Regions from separate parts of the Mus musculus genome. Here regions 2, 3, 4, 5 and 6 are each linked to region 1. Evidence: chromatin loops called from intact Hi-C (ENCODE). Cell type or tissue: left cerebral cortex. All regions are shown on one strand.

Evidence for each region. Peaks named below come from ENCODE experiments on the same cell type or tissue, not always from the same donor. Only the 100,000 strongest peaks of a DNase experiment are listed, where the experiment ranks them.
Region 2: a loop joins it to region 1, with 12 times the contacts of the local background. A loop is called at or near these places in 14 of 42 quality-filtered maps.
Region 3: a loop joins it to region 1, with 4 times the contacts of the local background. A loop is called at or near these places in 12 of 42 quality-filtered maps.
Region 4: a loop joins it to region 1, with 4 times the contacts of the local background. A loop is called at or near these places in 2 of 42 quality-filtered maps.
Region 5: a loop joins it to region 1, with 5 times the contacts of the local background. A loop is called at or near these places in 9 of 42 quality-filtered maps.
Region 6: it touches region 1 in a loop (5-fold over the local background); 6 of 42 quality-filtered maps call a loop at or near these places.

The regions. Positions count from the first base shown.
Region 1 is chr16:59,402,130-59,406,129 of GRCm38, reverse strand. Gm33611 (a long non-coding RNA gene) reads right to left here and starts at 1,104. Exons shown (of 3, transcript XR_384916.2): 1 at 1,036-1,104; 2 at 859-957; 3 at 1-355. In left cerebral cortex, a CTCF peak has its summit at 2,240 (motif pointing right); a DNase peak (open chromatin) is centred at 2,240.
Region 2 is chr16:58,625,290-58,629,289 of GRCm38, reverse strand. No RefSeq gene overlaps it. Among named protein-coding and RNA genes, the nearest start is that of Ftdc1, 10 kb to the right of the region's middle. In left cerebral cortex, a CTCF peak has its summit at 1,525 (motif pointing left); no DNase peak of the experiment used is centred here.
Region 3 is chr16:58,459,645-58,463,644 of GRCm38, reverse strand. Dcbld2 (discoidin, CUB and LCCL domain containing 2) reads right to left here. Exons shown (of 16, transcript NM_028523.3): 13 at 2,597-2,690; 14 at 537-586. Among named protein-coding and RNA genes, the nearest start is that of Gm33475, 14 kb to the left of the region's middle. In left cerebral cortex, a CTCF peak has its summit at 1,617 (motif pointing left); a DNase peak (open chromatin) is centred at 1,587.
Region 4 is chr16:57,632,015-57,636,014 of GRCm38, reverse strand. Col8a1 (collagen, type VIII, alpha 1) reads left to right here. Exons shown (of 4, transcript NM_007739.2): 3 at 3,374-3,704. The coding sequence starts at 3,377. Among named protein-coding and RNA genes, the nearest start is that of Gm51269, 23 kb to the right of the region's middle. In left cerebral cortex, a CTCF peak has its summit at 1,672 (motif pointing left); a DNase peak (open chromatin) is centred at 1,656.
Region 5 is chr16:58,668,808-58,672,807 of GRCm38, reverse strand. Cpox (coproporphyrinogen oxidase) reads right to left here and starts at 2,600. Exons shown (of 7, transcript NM_007757.2): 1 at 1,858-2,600; 2 at 137-280. The coding sequence starts at 2,380. In left cerebral cortex, a CTCF peak has its summit at 2,368 (motif pointing right); DNase peaks (open chromatin) are centred at 2,026 and 2,441; H3K4me3 peaks cover 2,454 bases; H3K27ac peaks cover 1,527 bases.
Region 6 is chr16:58,682,404-58,686,403 of GRCm38, reverse strand. No RefSeq gene overlaps it. Among named protein-coding and RNA genes, the nearest start is that of Cpox, 14 kb to the right of the region's middle. In left cerebral cortex, a CTCF peak has its summit at 1,630 (motif pointing right); a DNase peak (open chromatin) is centred at 489.

The DNA.
Region 1 (4,000 bases):
CCAGATGATCCCAGCTTATGTCAAGAAGGCAGACAGCTAGGCTGCATACAGCGTGGATGTAAATGTCACGGAATGGATATCCAGTGACATTAACTTTCTCCAACTGAGGTATTAAAAGATGAGCAGTATAGAGACAATTAGAGTTTGAGAGGATCTGCAGATAGATTTGTTGACGTAACATCTTGTATGTGTTGTTACTCACTTATCATAAGAATGTATTTAATTTAGACTGTGTATCCTTTTACCCCATGCCTTAAAGCTTGTGTTTTCTGTACGCTGTTGCTGTTCCTCTTGCTCTTTTTCTTCTCCTCACCCGCATTCTCTACGTCTTCCCTCCCTTGGGCTTTCTGAAGAACTAGAGAACAAGGGGGAGGAGGAGGAGGAGGAGGAGGAGGAGGAGGAGGAGGAGGAGGAGGAGGAGGAGGGAGAGGAGGGAGAGGAGGGAGAGGAGGAGGGGGGAGGAAACGGAGAAGTTGGAGTCAGAAGAGTCCATACTAAGTGATGGTACTTACTAAGTCCGTACTAAGTTCACAAGTTTATCCCAAGCAATTTGTGGATGCGCTCATACTGAGTTTGTCACTGTACTGCCTCTTCAAAATCAATGATGAGAACTCATCTGAACTCTTTATTACATCTCCCCCCCCCCCCACCCCTAACCTCTGCCCCTGCCCCCGCCCCGCCCCGCCCCCACTCTGCCCCCACCCACACCAACTACTCGTCATATTTAAAAGTGATGCGAAAAAGAGTTTATGATTTTTTTTTTTGGGTGATGAATTTTAAGTCCGAAATGGTCTGTACTAAAAATAAAAACAAGTCAGCAGCTTAACGTGGAAACGGTTGGTTCATAAGAGGTCTTACAGTTCTCAGGCAATTAGAGCGAAGCATCTGTCTCTTGGTGCTGAGGCAGCTTGTTGACCTTATCCCTTCGCTGTTTCCCCTTGCAATCCCAGTAAGCATCTTAAGGAAAAAAAAAAAAAAGGAAGAAGCACATCTGTCAACAGGAGGATTCAGTGACCCCAGGAAACAGTAACTCACGGTTTCTGGGGAGGCTTGTAGAAGCGGAGGCTGTCCCTTGCATACGTTGCTTCCTGTTCATTTTTCTTCCATTCCGATGATGTTTGCTTGCCTCTCTGGCAAGAATCCACGTGTGAACTTGGGTAGCACAGCGGTGTCATCTGATCCTTCTTGGGTCTGTAGCTATCATTTCCACAAAGGAAAATAACAGGAGACCCAACCTTTTTTTAGAGTTGAATCCAATACAATCTCAACAGCGATAGCGGCAGCAACAATGATAATATTTCCAACGCTCCAGAAACTTCCAAGTGTGCTTGTAAGATGTCATGTAAGCTAAATATATTGATCTGGCAAGTATACTCATAGGATGCTGATCCAGAAGGAATTTTGGAGGTCATTCAGTCCATACCAACCCCTCACCTCCTCTCTTTTCATTCAGTCATCCCTGTGGTATTATTGGAGGATTGGTTCCAGGAGCCCAAGGAGGAAGAAATCCAAGGATTCTCAAGTCTCATATGAGATAATGCATCTGCACACAATCTAATGATACACCAAGATAAAACATTTATTAGATTTATTTATTTGTTCTTCACATGTCCAATCTCTCTCTCTCTCTCTCTCTCTCTCTCTCTCTCTCTCTCTCTCTCTCTCTCTCTCTCGTGTGTGTGTGTGTGTGTGTGTGTGTGTGTGTGTGTGTGTGTAGGTTTGGCAACAGGTGCCCTTACCTATGGAATCATCTCACCAGCTCCTCCTGTATACTTTGAATCCTATCTATATTACTAGGAGTTCTAGTAAAATGTAGACTATGTGAGTCGTTGCCACACTGTCGTATTTTGAAGATCATGGAAACAGTCTGTCTTATGTTCCACACAGGCACAATGTTAGGGAATCAATTTGGAACAGTAGCTGTTTGAAACTACAGATGTTCGACCTGGGATTAGGGAGAACCGAATGTACAATGAGCAGCCAACTCATCTGTTTGTTCTTTAAATGTATGTTGGGAATTAAATTCAATTGGAAACCTAATGACATGGCAGACATGTAATTTTCTATGACATGGGCTTTCCCTCGCCCCTTAAAATATTTGCTCTCAACCAACAGTTCTATTTCCTAGCATTGTGCAGTTCTTACGGAGTGTAGTTCTTTCACCCCTCTCTCACATTGCTAGAATCAGCATGGGAAGTGTGGGAACACTTCCTGTCTGTTAGTGAGAGCACTGTTCATGATGGTGTAATCGCGCAGTATTGCCACCAGATGGAAGCATAGCACACACTTTCCCACTCACACCATGGTTTTTCTTAAGCTATCTCTTAAAAGAAACCCCTTATCAGTGAGTACATATCATGTGAGTTCTTTTGTGATTGGGTTACCTCACTCAGGATGATGCCCTCCAGGTCCATCCATTTGCCTAGGAATTTCATAAGTTCATTCTTTTTAACTGATAAGTGGATATTAGCCCAGCAACTTACAATACCCAAGATACAAGATACAATTTGCAAAACACATGAAATTCAAGAAGAACGAAGACCAAAGTGTGAACACTTTGCCCCTTCTTAGAATTGGGAACAAAACACCCATGGAAGGAGTTACAGAGACAAAGATTGGAGCTGAGACGAAAGGATGGACCATCTAGAGACTGCCATATCCGGGGATCCATCCCATAATCAGCCGCCAAACGCTGACACCATTGCACACACTAGCAAGATGTTGCTGAAAGAACCCTGATATAGCTGTCTCTTGCGAGGCTATGCCGAGGCCTAGCAAACACATAAGTGGAGGCTTACAGTCAGCTATTGGATGGATCACATGGCCCCCAATGGAGGAGCTAGAGAAAGTACCCAAGGAGCTAAAGGGATCTTCAACCCTATAGGTGGAACAACATTATGAACTAACCAGTACCCCAGAGCTCTTGACTCTAGCTGCATATGTATCAAAAGATGACCTAGTTGGCCATCAGTGGAAAGAGAGGCCCATTGGTCTTGCAAACTTTATATGCCTCAGTACAGGGGAATGCCAGGGCCAAGAAGTGGGAGTGTTGGGGGGGAGGGTTTGGGGGACTTATGGGGTAGCATTGAAAATGTAAATGAAGAAAATATCTAATTAATTAAAAAAAGAAAAAAGAAAAAATCTAATAAAAATATGAGATTAAAATAAATAAATAAATAAATAAATAATAAAAAACAAACAAACAAAAAAGAAATCCCTTAAAGTGAAGGAAAATTAACGCACTTAACGCAGGGGAGAGGGAAAGAGAAGATTAATAAAAAGCAGTCAAACTGTTTAAGCAACAATAAAAAACTAAATTCTGCTACTAAGGTAGATGCATCTTTCCTTCCTCGAATGATGATTAAAGATATTTATTTCTCATATTGAACAGTGAGCATAGTTTTAAGGTTCTACCTCCTATTATACTAAGAAAACAATTTTATTTCTAAGTACCAAGAAATATCGACGAACGCATTGGAAGCCCGAGCTTTCTGTCAAAACGAGGAGCTGACATGAATACCATTTGACACGGAGATCCACAGGAACTGGGAGGCAGGGCTCTTGGGGTTGAATGAGGAAGGTTCTGGGTGATTCTAAGGCTTCTTCATACGCTCTAAGAGCTCACAGATGATTTTGATTTTGGGGTGGGCCAACTGAAATCCCTGGTGTGGGCTTGGGTGGTAGCTGACGGCTCTCCCTTATCCACACCAGCAGAGCGAGCTCTCCAGCTCTGTCCCAGCTAGTCCACCAAATGCTGCCACGGACAAGAGGCAGAATCAGTTTTCCTCCTCTCATGCCCTCAGGGCCAGCTCACTCGGCTCCCTCTGCCAGAGCCAGCTCTACCTTGCTGCCCAGGCAAGGGTTTCCTCACTCTGCTCTACTGTGTGCTGTAGCTGATGAGAGGTGGGGCCTGTTCTGCATAGCCCTTGGACACCTCCTGGGGCTGCTTGGTGTGGATCCAGCGGTGGCCCTTAGCAGCAGCACAGGCTGGGACCTCACC
Region 2 (4,000 bases), 780 kb after region 1:
AACAGATAATCTTAAAGAAAACAAGAAGCCTTTGGGGCTTCTGCTGCAGTGTCTTGGGAGTGGGGCAGAAGACAGCACTAAAAAGGAAAAGGAAGAGGTTCAGGGGTGATAATGTTCACCGTCCAACCAATAGAGAATAAACAAGAACGGGCCGAGTGCAGAAGTCTATGTAGTGGCTGGCTATCATTGAAGCAGGAGTTTCAGATCACATGTGAATGAAGATGGGAAGTTATGGTACTGTCTTTTACTGAAGGTTGACGATCAGTACTTTTTCCTTGTTTTGGTAAAAGAAGTGAGGCGATACAGAATAACTAAATAAGAATATACACTCTAGAGACCTCACAGATACCCAATGATTTCTTTTCTTCTCTTTCTAAATTAGACCAGGAAGGTTCCATCCAGCAAGCATAGAAGTCAAGATGAATAAAGCAGGGTTGGAAGTAGTAACATAGCCACATCCAGTCCCAGTATGTATCCTTTCAAGAGACCCCTCTCTCTTGCTCCAAGTATTTGTTCAGATTTTCACTCTCATTGTCACCAGAATCTGTGCAGTTTCCATATCCATATTCCATATCCATAGTTTTAAATATGACATGGCTCAGGACTCAGAAACTAGAGTTTGGCTGCCAGTTGATGGTCTTTGAGAAGTGATAGGACCTTCCAGGGCTCTACCCTCATCAAAAGATTGTCTCCTAGGGGGTTATTAGAAGGAATGTGGTAAGAAGTAGGTGATGCAAAAAAGTCACTGGAGATGTAGCCTGGGACTAAATCTCCTGACTACGCCTTCGCTTCCTCTCTCTCTCTCTCTCTCTCTCTCTCTCTCTCTCTCATTTTCTTCCTCCCTCATTGGTCCTTTCTCTCTTCCCTCATTCTCCTTCTGATATGACATGCCCAACTCCTGCTGGACAGCCACAGTCCATACCTGCTGAAACCCAGAGCCAGAATAAACCTTTCCTTCCCTTCAGTTTTTTTTTTTTCCTGGCATTTCTCCTGGCAATGAATGTCCTGTGTTAGATAAGAGCTAACCTCAATTGCAACTGAATGTTAGGAGAACACCACAGGGCAAACATCATTGACCCATCTAAACCCAAGATCATTGATTTTTTTTTTTTTTTTTATCAGCACTTTCTTAGTTCCCATCAACCTTATGTGTACAGAGGGCCACGGCAGCCACACTCACATGTTAAGTGAGGAAACAATAGCTTGGGAGGCTTAGAGGAGACCAAGTCTGGATCTTGTCTTTAATTCTCTTAACATTATTATACTTATTGCTCTGCCTTTCACCTGGCATAATGTTACCACTAATTCGATGTCATTGATATTTATAAGCACGTCCCTTACTGGGAACTTTGGGGTTACAAAGAAGCTACCAGTCCCCGCCCCAAACCAGTAGCAACAATCCCTTTGAGCCTTGAGAATCCTGTCTTCAAGTGCATGATCTCATTTTGTAGAATGCTCCAGGACCATGAAAATGATTCCCAAATATTAGCCCAGTCATTCTTAATAGTCAGTGTGAAATACTAGCCCCATCTAGTGGCTTTGCTAATATAAAAGAATAAGGTTATACTAAATTATGAGTAAAGATAGATAAAAGTACATAAAGTATTATTTGGCTAGAATGTTTTCTTTACCCTTTTGAGAATGACTTGAGCCATGCTTGCCTTCTTTTCCTTACTCTGTGTACTGGCTGGTTGTGCATTGTTAACTTGACACAGCTGGAGTTATCACAGAGAAAGGAGCCTCAGTTGAGGAAATGCCTCCATGAGATCCAGCTGTAAGCATTTTTTCTCAATTAGTGATCAAGAAGGGAGGGCCCAGTCCACTTCAGGTGGTACCATCCCTGGACTGGTAGTTCTGGGGTCTGTAAAAAAGCAAGCTGAGCAAGGCAGGGGAAGCAAGCCAGTAAGCAGCATTCCTCCACAGCCTCTGCATCAGCTCCTGCCTCCAGGTTCCTGCCCAGTGTCACTTCCTGTCCTGACTTCCTTTGGTGATAAACAGCAATGTGGAAGTGTAAGCTGAATAAACCCTTTCCTCCCCAAATTGCTTCTCAGTCTTTGATGTTTTGTGCAGGAATAGAAACCCTGACTAAGACACTATGCATGGCACAGATGGAGCAGGAATCTTCCCTGGCCTTTGCTGAGTTGTCACACTCATTTCTACAAGTGAATCAATTTGTCAGATTAGATTCCCTGGGCTTTGATTCTCTGAAATAACCTAATAGGTCTTTTGATGTGCTTTTGATATTTTTTTCTTTTCTTTTTACTTTCATTCCTGTGTTACTGTGCTTATCCCATGTTCATGTAACACAAACAGGTTCTTCATGCATGCCCAAGAGTTGACCTTTGGTCAGAGCCTGTGGTCATTAATTTGGTGAATCCATGTTGGATCACATTTCCTAGATATTTAGCCAAACCTTATCCTGTATGCTCCTGTTAATTTATATTTTAGGTGAAATGAAGGTTTATAATGTGGACGGTGAGTCTCTGTTTATCACCTGAAGACTGTTTCCTGAGCAAGAAAGGATACTGCAAATTCTCTTTGCAAAGACACTTGAACCAGAGCATGCTCTCCCTAGCTCTCCAGCCTGCTGGCCCCTCCCCCATCCCTAGAGATAGTGGACTTGCCAGAGCCCAAAGTCCTTAATATAAAGATCCCTTCTCCCCTCTACCTTGTCTTAGTCTCCCTCTTTTTGTCTTACTTTGTCTCTGTCTCTCTACATAATAATACATCTGTGTTTGTTCTATGTGAACACATGTATACCCAAGATCACTCCTGGTTCTGCTTCCCTGACTAGAGAGAGAGAGAGAGAGAGAGAGAGAGAGAGAGTTAGAGAGATAAAGAGATGTATTTACCCTATTATCTTCTATAATTTCATTTAGGGTTGACTAGATTTTCACCCCTCAGTGTTGTCATTTTCCACTTCCTTCTTTCACTCTCATCCATGTTCCTTCTCCCTATCATTATTTTTTTTAAGATTTATTTATTATTATAAGTAAGTACACTGTATCTGTCTTCAGATACGCCAGAAGAGGGCATCAGATCTCATTACAGATGGTTGTGAGCCACCATGTGGTTGCTGGGATTTGAACTCAGGACCTTTGGAAGAACAGACACCAAGCCATCTTGCCAGCCCCGCCTATCATTCTGTTTTATAAACTGGCACATCAGTCTACTCCAGGGAGACACAGAAATAATACAGCTATGTACCTCTATGCACTGTGCATGAACTGAGCAACATACCAACAGTAGCCAAACACTAGAAGCTTACTTTCTAAGTGACAGGATTAATCAGTGAACATTGAAGACACTCTTATTCCCTAATGAACTGTGGACTGAAGAGCTAACATAAAGTTTGTATCTTTCACAATAAGCGCATTGTCCTGCACACAGTAAGTAGAATGGGGTAACTGACATTTGAACAGTGTTCTTGGGGGGACTGGTGACATTTAATTAAAAGCAGGGTAACAAACTACAATTTGTGCACAAGAAGACCAGAAATACCATCACAGCCGGAATAGATTTTTCAGTTATCTAGGTTTATAATTACTCAGGTGACTATCATGAAGGCCTCTAAAACAAAGAAAATAGGGGTTCCCATGAGAATCAGTAGCGCCTCTCTAAGAACACAACCATTTCATTAAATGGAATTCTACAGATAGCTAACACCTCTAGCTTAATAAACAATTGGCACTTTGAAAATTCACATTAGAACACGCAAATATGCAGCACGACTTGTGGTAGAGGCAGTTTCATCCCTACAATCGATTACTTCTCCCTTTAACAGCAGAACTTTAGGTTTCAATATGGACAAATGGTTTCCTCTCTGACATTGTTAATTTCCCTGTCTTTTGAAGCTTTTGACCAAACATGGAAGAATCTGTGTTGTGCCACTCCTGGATTTGACCATTAGAGGCACAGCAATCCTTTCCTCTGGCCTACTCTCTCCGACTAGGATACGGACAAAAGGTAAGGAATTAAATCAGACAGTGTGAACCCAGAA
Region 3 (4,000 bases), 940 kb after region 1:
GAGAGAGAGAGAGAGAGAGAGAGAAAGAGAGAGAGAGAGAGTCCCTGAGACCCTAGTCCTTGTTATGCAGTGCTTTCACAGGTCACACGGGAGGCTGGTCTCCTCAAGAAGAATAGTTACAAGAAAAGACCAACTTTCCAGAGGAAGAGATACCAATGTGTGTTTACATTTCTCCTTTAATTACTTATGAACCACATGGTGGAGCATATTGATTTCTTTTTTTTAACATGATTTATTCATTTGTATTTTATGTGCAATGGTGTTTTGTACGTGCGACTGTGTGAGGATGTCAGATACCCTGGAACTGGAGTTACAGAGAGTTGTGAGCTGCCATGTGGGTGCTGGGAACTGAACCTGGCCAGGACCTCTGGAAGAGCAACTAGTGCTCTTAACTGCTGAGCCATCTCTCCAGCCCAGGACGGCATGTGAAGTTCTACCTGAGGAGTCCCTAAGGACCCGAGGACTTATTTCATCCACCATTATACCCAGGAGAGGGGAGATTTCTGCCTGAAAACAGAAGGAAATCCACAAGTTACCTGCCCGATCCCAGTGGGGTAAATCATAGGCGCCTTCAGTTTTCTTCTTCCTGAAAATCAAAGTGAGGAAACAGTGACTCCTCTCCCAACCAAAGGGCAGCAAACCAGCAGTGACCACACAGTCAGGGGCATGAGGTGAATGGAACAGAAAAGCCTTTAGCTTCTCATACACACTATATTCATGTCCTCACCCCACCACACCAACAAATAACAATGTCACAACTAGCAGTGGCAAGTGCTGGGGGAGGAGGATGCTCCTCCAGGCCTGGAAGGACCTACAGACATCTGTGAGGAAGAGGAGGCACAAGGGCAATGAACAAGAATCACACTGCCTACTCCATCTAACTCAGAGCTCTGACTTGTCCTCCCTCCCAGGAGAAACTGCTCTGGGTGAAGAATTATTATCTACCCAGATCCTTTTACTAAAGGAGTCCAGGGGTGAAAGGACACTTCCTGATACACTTGGGCTGGTGAGATGGATCTGTAGGAAAAGGGGCTTGCAGTCAAACCTGAGGACCTGAGCTTGATTCCTTAGAACTCACAATGTGGAAGGAGAAACAGACTCTTGCAAGCCGTCCTCTAAACAAACGGAACATGGTATGTGTGGACCTATATACATAGCATATAGAGATCAAGATGTAAATCCCAGTATCCAGTGGGGAGGTGTTCATGAAATTCCACCCCTATCTGAGGAGCTGCTGATAATTAATAGCTACCTAAAGAGGGAGAATAATTACTTTTCTTCAAGGGTGTGGCTCCCAGTAGGTAGACCAGACTCCACTGGATGGCCACACACCACACACCCAAGCATATAAACAATAGGTTGAACAAGTAAAGACAACGTTGGATGGGTATGAAATTGGGGGGGGGGGTGGATCCTAGAGGAGTTTGGGTCAAGTTTGATCAAGATATAATTATGCAATCCTCAATTAATAAAAAAATATATTATAGGGCTAAAGAGATGGCTCAGCAGTTAAGAGTGCTAGTTGCTCTTCCAGATGTTCTGAGTTCAATTCCTAGTACCCACATAGTGGTTCACCACCATCTATAAAGGAATCTGATGCCCTCTTCTGGCCTGCAGGTGTACATGCAGCAGAGCACTCATAAAATCAATAAACAAATAAAAAGAAAAAAATGCTATTAAAAACAACAAACAAGAATTACTATTCACTCACTTACCAAACTAAAGGCCACCACTGATAGAATCATGAAAATCTATCCTAACTAAAGGTAGCGTTTACAGGCTACCAAGAAAGATTCTGCTTTATAAATAAGGATATACATAGCTTATGATCTGCTTATACTATCACAAGTGTATCTTTTACAACGTGCTCAATCTTGCCTGCTAGGATGGACAGATTTCCAGCTGCTAGAGTCTAGCACATGGGCCAACAGTTGGCATAAAGGAGCAGCCACATATTTAGATATACTATTTATTGAACAGTGAACAAATACGTCATCTTCTTTCTCCATCAAACCCATCCCTTCTGATGTTCTTTCAACCCACAGCATCGCTACTAGTCAGAAACCTCACATCACTCCAGGCTGCTGCTGCTTCCGTCACAGTCGTGCGTCCTGCTGACATTGCTGTCAAGCACATCCCTCTTGTAGAATCATGCTGTGGTACTTCTGTTTGACTAGACTGTTTCCAAGTTTATCCCGATGCCTCTTTCCTCCTCTTTTAGGCACCAGGACCATACTTTGTAAATCCTGTCACTTTCCAGTCATCGGATAATATAATCAGTCTGCTTAGCACTCAAGAATTTTCTAATCTATAAAATAAACCCTACATTTCTCTTTCTGACCCAAGCTCAGACAGCACCTCAGTAGTTATGTTGGTGGCTAGAGATCTGCCCATCCTAGCAGGCAAACAGCTTGAGCCCTTTGTGAAAGACACACTTGTGATAGTATGAGCAGATCATAAGCTATGTATCCTCTAGTTAGGATAGATTTGTATGATTCTATCAGTGGCCTTTAGTTTGGTAACTCTCCAGGTGAAATTTGCTTCCTATCCCCGCACCCCTCCCCCAGTCAATCATGTAAGCAAGCTGGGTACTGACCTGTTTCTCCAGTGCCAAGCACACACTAGAATGAGGATGAGTGTGGTGAGGGCCATGACCAGCACAGGGACCAGAACGGCAGCCAGTGCGACATCTGAAGCCATGAAACAGAACGACCACATTAAGAGCGAAGCAGACATCATGACAGAGAAGTCGAAAGCTCAACACTTTGTATCTCCAAGAATATCTTACACATCATTTATGAAACAAAGCTGGCCACAACTGGGAGACACAAGTGTTTACAGACTAGTGGACAGGTCACTCGGCATGCTGCTGGCTCATTCCACCTCCACCTCTGCACACGTTTAACTGCAGGGCTGTGGGTATAGGGGAAGACGGATGAGGGAGAAGGCCCACCAGAGCTCCTGTGCTCTGGGCGTGGAGGACGCAGGAGGACTGCCAGATGCTTTCCACTCGTCCCCGAGTGGGCATCTGGCTGTGTGAAGCCACTGACCCCATCCGGTGGGGGCTGGACAAGGGGCAGCCCCGTACCAGGTTCTCAGTCTCTGGCATCCCACGCTGGATATGGCAGAGGAGCTGAGAACAAAATAGGAGCACCAGGGCAGCACCAGGCCCCAGAGATATGGGAAGAGGGCAGAGGGAGAGAGGTTCCCATGCAGGAGAGAGTCCTTAGTCCAGGCCTTGATGAACAGACACAGTCTATGATTTTAGAGCTTTCTTGTAGAAAGGCAGGGGGAAAGAGAGAAGGTAGAAAGAGAGAGAGAGAGAGAGACTGGCCATGGACAAGAGGAGAGAAAGGGAAAAAGGAGAGAGAGAAAAGAAAGGCTAGAGTAAGAGGGAGAGAATGAGGTGGGGCCAAGCAGCTCCTCTTATAGTGGATTTGTTATCTTGCTGTTGCTAGGTAACTGAGAGGAGTCTAGCCTGAAGGTCAGAAGCTTGGGACATTGTGTATGTGACTACTAACCACACGCTTCTCTTGGCTGTGGGGGCAGTAACTTCGACAGGAGCCAGGGGTCCAGGAGACATGAGGGAAGGCCTTCTGTCCCATGTAGGTGAATTATCACCACTGGGTTTCACCAGAGTTCATGACCTCAGCTCGACTGGAAACCAGGCTGTTTGTGCATAGCCCATTGCCCCACATTTAACAGCAGTGTAGGGTTCTGTTTTGTTTTGTTCAGTTTTGGTTTTTTGAGACAGGGTGGTTTCTTTGTGCAGCTCAGGCTGTAGCCCAAGTTGGCCTCAAACTCACAGAGATCCACACACCTATCTCCTAGTGCTGGGATGAAAGGCATGTGCCACCACTGCCTGGCAAAAGCAGTATGCTTTAAATTACCAGAAGTCACCAAAATTTAAAAGACGAATGGTAAACTAGAAAGCATCTTATGTATATGTAGTAAAGTGTATATTGTAAGACATCACGGGCCAAAATGCATATTATAACAA
Region 4 (4,000 bases), 1.8 Mb after region 1:
GATGAGGTGGTTTGAGAGAGAGGAAGGCCAAGCCAGTGAAAGGAAGTAGTGTGAGGGAAGCTGGGTCCTGCTGAGCCCTTGGGATTCACCTGGGCTTTTAGGCATCTTGTTCCCTCTCCGGTTTTTTAGCATTTCACAAGTGTGTCCTGGCTTAAAGACTATTTAAGTGTAAACAGCACATCAAGTGTGTTGCTGGAAAGGCAAAAGCCAAGCATCTAAGTCTATTCCTAAAGACAGTACCACATGTTTAAGGTTCGATAATGGAATCCGTTCACCTCAAAAGGCAGAATTACATCCGAATGAAGTGCCTAGCTAGCTACTATGTCAGTAGGTATTACCGCATTTCTGGTATGAATTAACACTTTCAGATCACTGGTGAATACCTTAAAGGTATCGAATACTAAAATCAGAAGGGATGTAAAAAACTAAGACCTACTGGTAACAGAGGAAGAGCTGAATGGGACTTGTTTAACTATTCATATCTGGAAAAAAAATAAAGACAAACAACCAGTCTTGGTGGGGGGCTGGGGGACCAAGAGTGTGTCTAGTATGTTACATTTATGTTTTAAAGAAGTTTGTCTTGCGCTATATGTTTGTAAACTGTTTCTGGGCAGAAAAACAAAAACAAACAAAAAAACATGATGAAGCAATGAGCAAAGTTGCTGCTTCAAAAATAAGGGATTTTAAAGAACAGGAGTTGATGAGGAAACATGTTTTTTTTTCCTCTGTCTTTTGCTACTCCTTAAAGGTGCACACATGTATCATTTCCAGTACAACCGTGTAGCTCCCTGAGACCCGAACTCACTGACCACGCTATATTCAACCTTGCATTCTCGGGTGGGCCTAGCATGACTTCTGATAGGGATTTAATAAAGAAAGGCCAGTTGAACTTTTACCATAGATGTTCATGTACACCAGAAATAAGTTAATATTCATAAAAATAAATCAGTATTCATTTTCTGGCTCTTTCCCAATGGTTTCTAGTAAGCACTTAATCATTTAGAGGGACAGAAACGAGCAACGTTCTGACTGCTCCCTCTTACCAACACATTTATTATTCGTTTGCTTAAAATAAACAGCTCTTCCTTGTAACCATGATGATTGCATCACAGAGAATGCTTTATAAATCATTTTCATGACTAATGTTACGTCACTAATTCCCTAAAGGAAAAAAACCATTCATTTGTATATTTGGAAAAACGGGAAAGCAATGAATTTTCTGGTAAGGATTCACTTTAATTTTTTTTCCTTTTTCTATTTAATTAACCAATCCTTTTGTATTCTGTTCAGACTTTTGGAGTTACCCTTCAATAGGATGTCACAAATTCAACACAGATTTTCTAAAAAAAAAAAAAAAAAAAAATCAGGATGCTATGATCCACAATTAAGTTAGGCAGGATTATAAAGAAAAGCTCTCCTGGGGAGGGAACTTAAATGCTTGTACACACGTCTTTTTGAGGCATTCCAGGAAATAGTTGCATTAAAGATTGTGAGGCTCTTGCTACGTCTCATTCTCCAGCATTGTGACACTCTCTAATTTTTAATGAGTCCTTTAATAAGGTGTGAGTTTACAGCAGCTACTCAGAAGTAGTTCGAGTTCAACCGGTGGACGGTGGAGGCGGGGAGCACCAGACTTCCAAGTGTGTCATGCCTGCCCTCTGGTGTCCATTTTCCCACATTGCATTTTTCTGAACTGGTCTCCAGCCTAGAGTATTACCAAGCAGAGGTCTCCTCAGGCTGATTTTTATAAACAGATAAAACCCATTTATATTTATTCAGTTAACTGTTGACTTGCAAAGAGAACCATTAAATAGCTTAGAAACAGATTGTTCTTGTGACTAGTCAGAAGAACTATACAGTCATCTCCCTGTATCTTATTTATGCAATTAATTTACTTTGTAAACTCCCTTCGCTTCATAAAACTGCAAAGATAAACTTTAATGGACTCTCAGTGCAGTTAGCCAAATTCTGAACCAGTTACTTCATAGTATTCTAATAGTAGGAAAAAGTGCACAATTATGATAGTAGTTTTTACTATGACTTTCTGGCATTATCAAATGAAATGCTCTTTGTAGTTTTTGGTATTGCTGTTACACTTATTGTACATTCATATTTATATGTATTTATGACAAATGTAAGCATCCAGAAAAGCATTTAGTAGGTGGGCAATCTCATCTCCTGTCATAACCTATACATTTTAACTGTTTCCATTTTAAAGTGCTACCCAGTTGGAAGACTGCCCCCATTGAACAATGAGTTAAAGAAATAAAACTCAAATTCTCTCTTCCAAATTTTGACGTAGCTCCTACATGATCAACCAGGGCTTTACAGTCCTCAATGCATAGCTTTTATAAAATGGCCCCAGGGTCCTGGTCCATTTCCAGGCAATATATCAGCATTCCAGCCAGCAAGGATGCAGAAAGGAAAAAGCTTGCTCACTGCCTCCAGGGGACCTTACAGGAAGGAGCATCTAGTACAATGATATTCAGTTGACAAAACTCGTTCATATCACCACACCTACCTGAGTGTCTTCATTGTTTTATCCCAAGCTACAAATCAGGTTTTCTGACATTATGGGAAATTTGAAGAATTGGTATTTGGAGAAACTATCAATCTCTAGATTATATTCCAATAATTAATAATTGCTTTCATTTGACAGATTCCACTCTTCTGGCATTTGTTATAATTCTTTTTTTTTTGTCTTTTATGTATTCATTTATTTATTTTACACTCTGGATTTTATTTCCCCTCCCAGTCCACCCTCCGACTGTCCCACATCCCATACCTCCTTCCTACTCACCCCCGTGTCTCCACATGGATGTCCCCACCCCCACCCCCACCCCACCTGACCTCTAAACTCCCTGGGGCCTCCAGTCTCTTGAGGGTTAGGTGCATCAACTCTGATTGAACATAGACCTGGCAGTCCTCTACTATATGTGTGTTGGGGGCCTCATATCAGCTGGTGTATGCTGTCTGTTTGGTGGTCCAGTGTTTGAGAGATCTCCAGGGTACAGATTAATTGAGACTGCTGGTCCTCCTACAAGGTGGTCCTCCTCCTCAGCTTCTTCCAGCCTTTCCCTAATTCAACAACAGGGGTCAGCTGCTTCTGTCCATTGTGTGCAAATCTGACTCTTTCAGCTGCTTGTGGGGTCGTCCAGAGTGCAGTCATGATAGGTCCCTTTTTGTGAGTGCTCCATAACCTCAGTAACAGTGTCAGGCAGGTAGCATCTTCACTTTAAGGTCTTTTCTCTTGTGACTTTCTGACAGTGGAGACTGTGGGTTTCTCCACGTCCCCTAACTCTTCTGTCTCTAAACAGAGAGCGGCCCCTTGGCCTGGAGGTGCTCACTGTGTTGGTGTGTTCCTTCTCCACAGGTGATGGCTGTGCCACCCAGGCCTCTACAGCTGCTGGGAATACTGTTCATCATTTCCCTGAACTCTGTCAGACTCATTCAGGCCGGTGCCTACTATGGAATCAAGCCTCTGCCACCTCAAATCCCTCCTCAGATACCACCACAAATTCCACAGTACCAGCCCTTGGGCCAGCAAGTCCCTCACATGCCTTTGGGCAAAGATGGCCTTTCCATGGGCAAGGAGATGCCTCACATGCAGTATGGCAAAGAGTACCCACACCTACCCCAATATATGAAGGAAATCCCACCTGTGCCAAGAATGGGCAAGGAAGTGGTGCCCAAAAAAGGCAAAGGTAACATCATATTGAACAGTTTCAAAATAGCTGCTCTCCAGACTTCTAAACTGTAGAAGTTGAGGAGAAAACTATGTAGACACTTTTTTTTTCTTTTTTCTTTTAAAAAATTGTTATTGCTGTGAATCAAATGCCATTTTTTTTTCAAGGTTCAAACTTAAAGATACGAGGAAAAGACTTTCAGGCCAGGTTATCCAATTTCAAGTGTTCAGCCCTGAAATTAATACATGCAAGCAACAGTAAATTGACTCAACAGGTTTTACTTATAGGTTTATATAATTTATATAATTAAAGAG
Region 5 (4,000 bases), 730 kb after region 1:
AAAACCAGCCAGTACACTGGGCATACACATCCAAGGGTAGTTCCAGAAAATAAATAAATAAATAAATAAATAAATAGCGCTATTTTTAAGTAAAACTGGTGGGAAAAGAGTTGGCAGGGAGAGTTATCGGACTTACTATCTTTCGTCTTCAGAGTTTTGCCTCTGCCTCTCATTTGGTTCGCTGCTTCCTCAGAAAGATTCCCATGAACGACGGAAATGCTCACCCCGGCCTTTTCAAACACACGCCCGTCCTGAAGCACACAGGTGATGCCACCTCCTCCTGTCCATAGAAACAGAAAGCCAGAGGATAGAGCACCGTCATATGGGAGACAACTCTCCCATGAACGTGGCGACATGAGATGCCTGCTTCCTCCCCTACTTCCTGAACCATCTACGACAGCATATATATTTTCTATGTGTGATAAGTTGGCCTAGCTTTGTGTCTTAAGCTCCTTATTCTAGGAAAACATTGCATCCAGATACAAACCACTGAAATGGCTGCTTCTTCTGTGTTCTCGTGCCATGGCCTAACAACTCCAAGGAACTTTCTCCAGATATCACCAGAAAGAATCCGTTTGTTATTCACAAGACAGAAAGCTAATGTTACAGGCAGGAATGGGTTTACCGAATGGTGTTTTACTTTCACTGAATACAAGAACTCCGTATTCCTTCACATTTTTCGACTCTCAATTTTACCCTATTACCTTTAATTTTTATATGCAATTCAAAAACATAGCTATTCAAACTCTTAAGGGGTTCAGAGTTTAAAATTAAGTAAAATTTTATGTGTGTGTGTATATATGTGTGTTTAATAGGTTTTTTTTTTTTCTTTAAGGCAACAGGTCACCGTAGAGTCATTGTTCTCAAAGACTAATGTCTGAGTTGTTTTATTTCTAAGAAGCAGGGCACCATATTCAAGATCACACCACCGGAGTGATTTAAGTGCTGACCATGTTTCTGACATTCTGAGTTCTCGGCATATATTCATTAACTATGAAACAGAGGTGGAAAACAGTAACTTCCAAAGGTTACACAAAGCTGGCTATCTAGTGTTTGAGATTGTGTCTGGGTCGGTCAGTGACTTTTACCCTAAAACATTACAAGATGAAAAACCATGAAAATCAGACTGACTCCCATTTAATATAGACGTGGTAGCATCATAACTCACAATGGATTGATGATATACTGTTGTATTTCCAGCTTGGAAAAAGTCAGAAATCCTCAAGTTTAAAATTAAGGCGGGAGGGGAGAACAGGGAAGGACTACTCTGTTTGGAACAACATGGCCACCAATACATGACTCAACATGAATGGCATTCTAAGGAATCCTTCAAGAAATTTGATGATGCAATTTAGTAAGAACTACTGGAAGACTAATCAAATATTCCTTATATAACCCGCCAAAAAACAGTAGGGAGACTCTTGACATAGGGAATCTAGCAGACATAAAGGATCAGTGTTTCTTCTGCCTCTAATAGGGCAGGGACAAATGCACCCAGATGGATAAATAAAAAATGTGTGTGTTGGGGGGGGGGGGGGGGGGAGACGTGTTCAGTAACAAACTGAACATGAAAGCTTCACTTTGCTGCCTGCAGATGTTCTTTAACAAACCTATAGAAAAAAAAGTGCAACTATGAATTGCCAATATTTTCAAGTGACTTGTCCTACATTGTTGGCACCTCTGGGTCCACATCTGCAAGTAGAAAGCGAATGGCTCTCTCAATGTCAGTCATTCAAGTCTGTCCCTTCTGACAGATCACCCCCCACCCCCACCCCCCTGTAAAAACTGTTCTACTTTAAATCCCCAATCCTAAACTGCAACTGGTGCCCAACCAAGAAACAGGAGCTCTCTCCTCACCTTCTTTCCTCTCCCACCGGTCCACAGTGAAGTCGGCAACGCCATCTACCTGCGCCAGTGCCCGACACACCTGAGCCTGGGTCTCCATAATCATCAGCTCCATCTTGGTCTTCATGTCCTCCGGCCTCCTCCGCAGCTCCCGCAGCTCGGTCACCGGCGAGGACATGAAGGTGCTGCAGCGGCGGGCCAGCTCGTCCCCGTCCTCCTCCCGCCGTCCAGGTGAGGGGCTCCGCGCCCCCGAGCTCTTGGGCACCATCTCCGCCCGCTGCACGTGCCCAAAGGCGGCGGCTGCCAGCCCTGCCAACCCCGCCAGCGTCGCGGCCAGCCGGGTCCCCAGCCCGGACCCGCCTCTAGCCCAGGGGCCGTAGCCCAGCCCGCGGCGAGGCTGGGGACCAGCCGTGCCAGGCAGCTGGCAGACGCGGGCGGACGCGCAGCGCGGGGACGCGGCGCGCAGCTGAGCATAGTCGCCCAGCACCGCTCGCCACCAGGGGTCCGAACCCAGGCGGCCCAGCCGCAAGGCCATCTCCCGCCGGGACTGGGCAAATCCGATCCTGCAGACCCACCGGAGCTCCCAGGGTCCTGAGACCCAGACTCCCCAGCACTGCTACGTGGAGTTCGGAAGAGCTGCTGCGAGTGTAGGTCGCAGGCTGCTGGCGGGAGCCGAGGAGGCTGCTGGGAACTGTAGTCCCGTCCTATCGCCTCCTGCACTCGCCTGACCGCTCCCGGAAAGAGCAGATAAGACTGCACCCTGCGCACAGAGGTGGGTCCTGCTGCTCGCACGCGGGCCTCCTGTGCTGCCAGAGGACTGTGGAGGTGCTTGGACTGATAAGATAGGCGCTTTAGTCACGTACACCTTGGATTGCCCTGCTCGCTCACCCACAGTGAGCAAAAGTGGGGTTAGAAGGCTGACGACAAACGGGCAGAAATAACAACTCGGAGACACACCCCTTGTCTTCGTCCTGGCTGTGGGTCTGGAGGATGCACCCTTGTCCCTGTGCTTGGCTTACCCAAAGAGTTCAGGGTAGTGGGCTCCTGAGTAGATCCAGAGAAAATATTCGCACTCCGGTTTACTATCCTGGATCTCTGTTCTTCCCCATAGCCCTACCCGTTGAAAATATGAGGACAGAAGCTCACACATTTAATAGTTTTGTTCCAAGCATATATCATTGCCAGCATTATTTTATAGTATCAGAAGGGCTCATTTGCCCTTTAACTATCCTTGATGATTCTAATTTCTACTAACAAATAATAATCGAGGCCACTGGTTATTCTTTCACAAGCTTCCATTCTGGCTGTAGCAGGAATTGGAGCTCAGTGGGTATGGTTCTGACCGATATGTTCACTCCCCTGCTTCTTACACAAATGCAACCACAAACTACCTGGAGCAGCATGCGTGCTCAGGCCTGGCAGATGTGGCAGGCAAATGAATTCACGAGAAGTGACAAAGCTTGCAGAGGAGAGAAACCCTTAACTTTTAGCTGTAGTGTGCCCTGGCTGGAGGCCGACTTGGAAGAGAAGGAAAGATAAGAATTATCTTTTGGAAGGTTGCCTGGGTCTGGCTGGGCCTCCTGGTGATAAATGAAGCTCTTTAACGAAAAGGAATCTCTCTAATTTTCTGTAAGAAACTTCTCCTTTATGATCCTGCTCTGCTAATGTGAAGCTAGCCAAGAATAAGCCAAATGGGAAATTCAGGAGACTTGCCCAGACAAATAACTAATTGTGTACTTACCCTGAACAAATTGTGTACTAGCTTCCAGCCTGTTTGGATGTCTCTCTCTCCTGTTCTCTGATTCCACCTTAATCTTAATGTACAGTGCTTACTGGAATCCTTAAAAACAAACAAACAAACAAACGGATTTGTATGAGAAAAAAATAAAAGCCACCATCTTCCTAGAAGGGCATAGTGGCACACATATTTAATCCCAGCACTCAGAATGCAGAGTCAGGTAGACCTATATGAATTTGAGGCCACCCTTGTCTACTTAAAGACTTTCAGGATGGCCAGGGCGACATAGTAAGACCCTGTCTCAAAAGAAACAAAACCAGTCACACACACACACACACACACACACACACACACACACACACACACCTCTTCCTGGTAAATTACTCCCAAGTCCTATTTGTAGTATATGAAGATGTT
Region 6 (4,000 bases), 720 kb after region 1:
TCGTTCCGCTTTCTTGCAGCTGTAGCACACAGCAAACGCTGAACTTCAGGCGGTTGTGGGAAACCTGGTGGAGTCACGTGACAAGGCATGTGTAGCAGGCACACTGTGTTGAGTTGCTAACAGTAGTCTGGAAAATCTCTCCAGAGAAGCGCAGTTTAAGAAGCACAGGATTCAAAGGCTCTCACATCTTGTTTTATTCTGCCTTGTCCTTCTCCAGAAATCTCTCTGCCCCCTCCCCCTCTCCCTCTTCCTTCTCTTCTCACTCTCCCTTCTTCCTCAGTTTTCTTCATTCCCCCTCCACCTTCCTCCCCCAAACCAAGAACTACATTTGAGCAAAGCTGTTCCGCAAGGTTCTTACAAGATTGCCATGTTCATGCACAGTTAGAACCTGAAGACACTGCGCACAGCAATGAAAATAATTTTTATTTAGCTTTTACTACCGAGAAAACCTTGTTGTTAATGGATTACACTGTTTATGAAATATTGTGATTCCAAACTGACCAGGCGTGTTGACACAGAGCACAAGCTACATTATCGCCTTCCCTTTCCTCCACAGACAGCAGCTGTACAGTCTTCACCCCGTAGCAGTCACACCTCGTGTAGCCTTTCAGTTTCTCTCTTCTCTGTTTCATTTATATGAGCTGTTTCTTACGCTTCCTCCCCTGGGATTTCCTCCCTTGATTTCTCTGCCCTGATTCAGTCTGTCGCGTCCTTTCTTAATACTGCACTTACTTCCTTGGCCAGGTCTTCTTCTACTTTTTCAATTACCACCTTTATATGAACAATAGGTATGTTTATGCTTCCGGGTTGAATTTCCTCAAGAGCTATAGATTCGCATAAACACTAGCATGGGTAGCTTGTGGGCATTTTAAGCTCTTCCATAACCTCCCCTCATTTTTGTTAATGGCACTTAACACATTCTAGTTATCTATGGCTATTTAACAATCTTTACATTTAATGAACTATCACAGCAACTACCTTATCATGTACAATGATGCTGTGGACAATGATTCTGGAATCTCAGCTATAGCTTGACTCTGCTCACATGCTAGGTGGGTGTCACCTGAGAAGACCGCCTTTGGTTGTCAACAAGGCAGGTCCCATTCCTTACTAAAATGAGGAAAAGTAGGTCCTTGTTCATTGCTTCCTTTCTTATTTATTTATTTATTTATTTATTTATTTATTTAGTGCATTGATGTTTTGCTGCATATATACCTGTGGTGGTGGGGGGGGGGGTTAGATCCCTTGGAATTGGAGTTACAGTTGTGGGCTGCCTTTTGGGTGCTGAGAATTGAACCCAGGTCATCAGGAAAAGCAGCCAGTGTTCTACCTGCTGAGCTGTCTCTCCAACCCCAAAATATATTCTTTTAAAGTATCCCTTCATGTTGAATAGCATAAAAGAGGAAGATAATAAAAACTACCTTGAGTAGAAGCTGCCGAGTTGTATTGCTGGAGATACTAATTAAAATATTTTAAAGGATATTTATTTATTGGCTGGTTGGGTTTTTGGTTGGTGGAGCTGTTGGTTTTGGTGGGGGGCATGCATTGGAATTTTTTTGTTTTGTTTGTTTGGTTGGTTTTGTTTTCTTTAAGGTATATTTATTTAATGGATGAGTGCTCTATCTGCTTGTATACCTGTGTGCCAGAAGAGGGCATCAGATCCTTTTATAGATGATTGTGAGCCACCATGTGGTTGCTGGGAATGGAACTCAGGATGTCTAAGAGAGCAGCCAGTACTCTTAACCACTGAGCCATCTCTCCAATCCTTTGTTTTGAGACATGGTTTCTCAATGTCCAGGAACTTGCTCTGTAGACCAGGCCAACCTGAACTCATAGATCTGCCTTTCTGCCTCTGCCCCTGCCCCAGCCCCAGCCCCTGCCACTCAAGCACTGGGATTAAAGGCATACATCACTATCCCAGCAAGGATATTTATTGACCCAATTATTTTCACAACAGAACTTCAAGAATTTGATAAGCTGGGTGGATTCACATATTATATGTGTTGTTAGCAGGATGTACATCCCAGATGGAACAGATCATGTAAAGGGCTTTCTGCCTTACCCATCTGAAAACTGGAAGTGACCTTAGTCACACCTGAACATGGAAAAATTGCCATGAAGACTAATTTATATATGTGTTTTCATGCCAGATGATGGTGGCCTGTGCCTTTAATCCCAGTACTCAGGAGGCAGAGGCAGGCTGATCTCTGAATTCAAGGTCAATTTAGCCTACAGAGTTCCAAGACAGCCAGGCTACACAGAGAAACCGTGTCTCAAAAAAAAAAAAAAGTGTGTGTGTGTGTGTGTGTGTGTGTGTGTGTGTGTGTGTGTGTGTGTACTAAAATGAACTTTTTAGTTGGGGGCCTTACCAACCACTTCATAAGCAAATTACCTATGACAGGGTAGTGTGGCAACTCTCATCCTATGGCCAGCTTTGTGGTAACTTATTGAGAATACGGTGGCTTAGATCGTGACAAATTGTGTGTTAAAACGTGTTTTTTTAATTATTGGATATTTTCTTTATTTACATTTCAAATGTTATGCCCTTTCCCAGTTTCCCCTCTCCCCTCCAGAACCCCCTATCCCCTCTCCCTGCTTCTATAAGGGTGTTCCCCCATCCACCCACTCCCACCTCCCCCCCCCCCTGGCATTCCCCTACACTGGGGTATCAAGCCTTCACAGAACCAAGAGCTTTTCCTCCCATTGATGACCAACAAGGCCATCCTCTGCTACATATTTAGCTGGAGCCATGGGTCCCTCCATGTGTACTCTTTGGTTGGTGGTTTAGTCCCTGGAAGCTCTGGGAGGAACATATATATATATCCTTTATTTACATTTCAAATGTTATCGCCTTTCTTGGTTTCCCCTACAACCCCCCCTATCCCCTACCTCCTTCCCCTGCTCACCAATCCACTCACTCCCCCTTTCTGGCCCTGGCATTCCCCTACACTGGGGCATAGAGCTTCATAGGACCAAGGGTCTCTCCTCCCACTGATGACTAACTAGGCCATCCTCTGCTGCGTATGTAGCTGGAGCCATGAGTCCCACCATGTGTTTTCTTTGGTTGATGCTTTAGTCCCTGTGAGCTCTAGGGGTACTGGTTAGTTCATATTGTTGTTCCTCCTATGGAGTTGTAAACCCCTTCAACGCCTTGGGTCCTTTCTCTAGCTCCTTCACTGGGGACCCTGAGGAACGTGTTTCTCAAGTGTGAAATAGATACGAGACTGCAGGGGAGAGTTCAGAATACCAGCTGAATGAGCTTAACGTGTAGACTTGAACTTGGAATGTGGTTTAATGACCTTGCTCTGCTGGCACACCTCGCTCATAGAAACTGGTCTGTGAGGTTCTCTATTGTGACTGGGACTCCAGGAACGCAGGAGGATTAGTCAAGCATTTGTAAGCCCTAGGCTCACTAACTTAAGTGTCCTGGTTAAGGGTTATTATGAAGTTAGACCTTCTATATTTCTTTGGGAGGCACTAAATTTTAAAATGCGGGCTTTCAAACACCTAGCTAGTATTTATGGTGGGGAACACAATTTTTAAATGGACTTTTCTAGATACACCCTTGGAACTCTGCTTTCATGGATTAGGAATCACATACAGTATTAGGTTTGATATCAAAATATTCTGCAAAAACAGTTGTAAACAAAGGATTAACAGGGTCCTCCTAAGTAATGTGAATAAACCACATCTAACACAATTTGTTTATAATGAAATTTACATCGAATGACTACTGTAATGACAGTAATAATAAAAATAAGAAATATGTTGCACAAGATAAGACTATTTCCAGGGCAGGATTCTTAGAGATATGACAAAGTGTGAAACAGTCCGAGCAAAGACAGCAAGTACCAAAAGACCAGAGGGGACACAACTGAGAGGATGCTCATAAGACAGTCTGAAGGCAAAGTGCACAGGAGAAAAAGGACGAGAGGCCAACATCAACAAGGGCCGAATAATGGACTGGTTTCAACGTCAGGATAACTTAGAATTGTCTATA